Linked DNA regions of Homo sapiens: region 2 is linked to region 1. A link is an interaction called in ENCODE POLR2A ChIA-PET data of the cell type or tissue named here. Cell type or tissue: PC-9. All regions are shown on one strand. Region 1 has its middle 31 kb from the start of CISD1. Region 2 holds the start of LOC124902578 (small nucleolar RNA U13).

What was found. Peaks named below come from ENCODE experiments on the same cell type or tissue, not always from the same donor. Only the 100,000 strongest peaks of a DNase experiment are listed, where the experiment ranks them.
Region 2: POLR2A ChIA-PET joins it to region 1 with 6 read pairs; 3 of 35 experiments call an interaction of 5 or more read pairs at or near these places.

The regions. Positions count from the first base shown.
Region 1 is chr10:58,298,749-58,301,248 of GRCh38, reverse strand. No RefSeq gene overlaps it. Among named protein-coding and RNA genes, the nearest start is that of CISD1, 31 kb to the right of the region's middle. In PC-9, CTCF peaks have their summits at 1,326 and 1,532 (motif pointing left); a DNase peak (open chromatin) is centred at 1,538.
Region 2 is chr10:58,236,283-58,238,782 of GRCh38, reverse strand. IPMK (inositol polyphosphate multikinase) reads left to right here. Exons shown (of 6, transcript NM_152230.5): 2 at 969-1,054. LOC124902578 (small nucleolar RNA U13) reads left to right here and starts at 23; the gene lies at 23-126. In PC-9, no CTCF peak of the experiment used is centred here; a DNase peak (open chromatin) is centred at 1,152.

The sequences.
Region 1 (2,500 bases):
TCACGTCAACATTATATACCTTCTTTGTTAATGGCATGACCTTTGCAAGGCACCTAACTTTTCAGGCCATCTATAAAATAAGGACCAATAAACCCTACCAACTTTACAGATTTGCTGTGAAGATCAACTGAGATGATATATGAGAAGCATTTTAAAATCTCTATAAAACCCTATGCAGAAATAATAGTATTCATTAGCAGGCAGGTTCTTATAAAATCTAGTTTAAACTGATGGTGCAAGTGATTAAGTGGGGATGAAAATTGAATGGAATTTGCTTAGAAGGAAGGTTGTCATGGAATTCCATGTCACACTGAGCTCTGCTTCTATTGTTTGGGCTGTATTCAAACATTGAGAGTGAGCCTATTTGTTTATTTGTGTTAGTGCCATTGAACAGACAAGTATGACAGGTGTTTCCTTACAGGTCTCTTCCTTATGTATACTATTATAAAGATCCAGGTCATGCTGGATTTTTTCCATGCAGTGTTTTCCAACTATTAAAACCCAAAGAGCTCCCACCTCTTTTCTGGATCTCTCTGAATTTTCTGCTTATACAATAACTTCCAATATAAATTATAATCAGGCTGGGCACGGTGGCTCATGCCTGTAATCCCGGTACTTTGGGAGGCTGAGGCAGTGGATCACTTGAGGTCAGGAGTTCGAGACCAGCCTGGCCATCATGGTGAAACCCCGTCTCTACTAAAAATACAAAAATTAGCTGGGCACACCTGTAATCCCAGCTACGCAGGAGGCTGAGGCACGAGAATCACTTGAACCTGGGAGGCAGAGTTTGCAGTGAGCTGAAATCGCACTACTGCACTCCAGCCTGGGCGACCAAGCGAGACTCGGTCTCAAAAATAAATAAATAAATAATAATCCCCAAAGGCATGTTTACTTCTTTTCTAATTGCATACTTTATACCTTGATTTCTATCTGTAAAGTGACTTTTTAGCTTGCAGTTGGTATTTGTAAGACATCATAAATACTACAAATATATAAATACACAGAGATATACCATAGAAAGTTGACTCTTCATTTCATCCGAGTGCGGAATTATGAATATATGGAATCCTTCTTACCCAGCAGGAAAAAAAAAACCCATAAACTTAAAAGAGTAAGGGTAGAGAAATGTGCTTCACCCCAGAAGTGTATTAAACATTTCCTATAATTTAAGATGTATTTGAAGGCAATGTGAGATTAGAAATTTTATTTGATATTACATGTGGAATTTCTTAGAGCTCTCTGCCAGTGTGCATTTTTCTGTCCTACTGATAAAAGAACAGTCTAAGATCCCCTTACTTTGATCAGCTTACAGTCTGGTTTTTGATTCTGCCCTTAGGGTTTATATTCGCCCCTTTCTTAGCACACCAATAAAAAATTAGACGGTTGAAATCAACTTGCTTCTTTGAAATCAAGTGGCACACGTGCATTCGTCAACAGTATCACTGTTTTTCTAATCTTGATGAAGTGTTAATGAGAAACTTCTACAAAAAAGAGACTTTGACCCACTCCCACCTATTACCTTACCACAGAAATGTGTTGTCAGGCCTCCCCCTGGTGGACATGGTAACAAGTGCATAGAGGTCCCTAAAACTTGGATTTCTCACTAGGCTTTCCCCCTATGGAGCAGATATTAATAAAGGAGGCTAAAGGACAAAAGAGGAACTAGAAAAAAGTAGAAATGTTTGAGCTACTTCTCTCAGTTCAGATTTCCAACCTCCTCACCTTTGTGTGATGTGTTTATTGCTTCTGTCCTTCTCCAGTTTCTTCTTCTGGGTCTTTTAACATTATTAATCAAAGGGTATAACAAAGAAAGCAACCTTAGTCCCCAGAACAACTGTAGTTGGTTGACTATAGTTACCACTAAGCTATAGTTTCTAATAAAGAAAATGGCTTCTTTGAATGGAAACACTCATGACTATGCAGTAGTTATGATTCCTACTCATTCTGACATGCTGTTAAACTGCTGAACCAAAATGGACAGTAATGAATAATGGAACACACTTACCAGGTGTTGTGCACAGTGGAAAGTGCTTCCTGTGCATTCCACCTTCATGACAACTCTGTGAGATAGTTTTCTTATCCATGTTTTTTTTTTTTTTGAGACGGAGTCTCGCTTTGTCGCCCAGGCTGGAATGCAGTGGCGCGATCTCGGCTCACTGCAAGCTCCACCTCCCGGGTTCACGCCATTCTCCTGCCTCAGCCTCCTGAGTAGCTGGGACTACAGGCGCCCGCTGCCACGCCCGGCTAATTTTTATTTTATTTATTTATTTTTATTTTTTAAATTTTATTATTATTACACTTTAAGTTTTAGGGTACATGTGCACAATGTGCAGGTTAGTTACATATGTATACATGTGCCATGCTGGCATGCTGCACCCATTAACTCGTCATTTAGCATTAGGTATATCTCCTAATGCTATCCCTCCCCCCTCCCCCAACCCCACAACAGTCCCCAGAGTGTGATGTTCCCCTTCCTGTGTCCATGTGTTTTCATTGTTCA
Region 2 (2,500 bases), 62 kb after region 1:
TTGCCATTATTAAAAATTCTAGATCCTTTTGTAGTTCATAAGCACAATGATTGAATTTTCATGCTCATGTGTGAGATATGCCTCACTCCAGTCTTGTTACAGTGTTAGCACATTACCTATCTGATAGAAAGAAAAAAATTCCTAACACTTGCCAAAAAGAAAAGGAAACTCAAGTGGCATATTTAATTGAAATTCTAAATATGTTTATTTGAGCCATATTCTAGCTAGCATGATTTTATAAAATCCCAACACATCAAAATTTAAGATTTTGACGTATAAATTTGGAATGAGTCTTCATGGCATAGGGGTAGGACCAGTGTTGGTATATATATGATGACTTCATAAAAAGTCTCCCTCTTTGAATGGACAGATTATAAAAAGGTGCCCTTTCCTGCTCTAGGCTTGTTGCCTGATTTCAGCCCTAACTTTACCCATTGGCTAGATGCCCTGGTACTATCTATACAGTTGTATACAGTGCATTTGAATCAGCAAATATTTTAGTTGCTTTTAGACAAGAGAGACTTATAAAAAATTACCAAGTAGGAAATTCATATATGGCCACTGTTAACACATATGTTCTTTTCTGGTTTTAAAAGTGGGGTCAATTCGTGCTATTGCTTTTAACTTGCTTCTTATAACTATAAGTTAACATCTTACAGAAAGCCTATTACTGAGGACTTTCTATATAAATTGACACATATGTTTTATGTATTATAAAGCCCGAGGGTGCCAAAAGAGGTAGTGGTTGGAGACACTAAAATGAAGACATTTGGAATTTGTGTTCTGGTGCTTTGCTGTAATAAGTACTGAAACATGTTGGTTGAATGTTAAAATTTCTGAAATAAGTAAAAGTAAACCCTTAAGTTTAATGGAAGTAGTTTACCTGTCACTTCAGGAACTAATCTATTTAATGAAGCAAGGTTTACTATTATTAAAGCATTAAACAATTTCTGATTTTTGTTCCATAGGTATACTGCAACATCCAGATGGCACAGTTTTGAAACAGTTACAACCACCTCCAAGGGGCCCAAGAGAGCTGGAATTCTATAATATGGTAAGTGAGGTAAGATTTGTTTTGTTGTCTTCAAAGTGTTTTTCAGAGTTTTCTGGTGGTGACTCACAGTAAGACACATATTTGACAGCATAGTCACTGTGTGTATGTAACGGAAACAAAAGCTTCATGGAAAGCAGTGCGTATCTTTACTGTATGTGATGCAGTCTAGTATTTTCTATTCTATTTCAGTTCTTAGATTCTTCTTCTGTGTTTATGGTAGATACTTCTTCTCAGGTTAAGGAAATTAAAATTACCCTCTGTGTGAGGCAACATTTTGTCAAGAAACAAATGGTATGCTCTGTTGGTTTCATAAAGGGACTATTTACAAAGGTAAGGTTAGAGCTTATGGCAACCTGCAAGAGATGTTATAATGTTATACCATCCCTGGGCCTGAAGTGGAGAGAATGGTTCCTGGAGCCTAGGGAAGGTAATTTTTATGAGAAGACATGACCTGTTAAGGAGGGAGCTAGAAAAGTAAATAACTGATCTCAACTCTTCTCATACCCTCCAGTCTCTTGTTTGTGTCTTGTAAGGGCAAGAGGGCAAGGGATCTCATTGATGCAGTTGATTCAAGTCAGCCTCTTGGGTGGAGAAGGGTGGAATGGGAAAGGGACGATACATAGCATCTTTTCTAGTTTGATTTTTTCTTTTTTGAGATAGGGTCTGGCTCTGTTGCCCAGGCTGAAGTGCAGTGGCATGATGTTGATTCATTGCAACCTCTGCCTCCCAGGCTCAAGCTATTCTCCCACCTCAGCCTGTGCCTCCTAAGTGGCTGAAACTACAGGCGTGTGCCACGCAGCCCGGCTAATTTTTGCATTTTTTGTAGAGATGGGGTCTCACTTTGTTGTCCAGGCTGGTCTTAAACACTTAAGCTCAAGTGATCCTCTTACCTCAGCATCTCCCCACCCCAACCCAACCTCCCCACAGTAGCTGGAACTACAGGCACAGGCCAGCAAGCCTGGCTAATTTTAAAACAGTTTTTTTTTTTGTAGAGAGAGGGTTTCACCAGTTGTCCAGGCTGGTCTTGAACTCCTGGGCTCAAGCGATCCTCCTGCCTCTGCCTCCCAAAGTTCTGTGATTACGGGCTTGAGCCACGACACCTGGCCCTTCTAGTTTTCAGAAACAATTTAATGCATGAGTGAATATTGAATAGTTTCCAGCTGCCTTTTTGGTATCTGTTGAAATGATCATATGAATTTCCTTCTTTAATCTGTTAATATGGTAAAATACAGAAATAGATTTCTGTATCATCACCTTTCATTTCTGAAATAAAACCTACTTAAGTCTTTTTAATTTTTTAATACTATGCATTGTGAGATTTTGCTTGGGAGTGCTTAAGATCTTTTCCAGCTGTGTGCACAAATGAAATTAAACTCTTATTTTCTTCACATATTATCTTTATCTGCTTTTGATATGTTTCATTTAGCTTCATAAATGTGTCCAGGA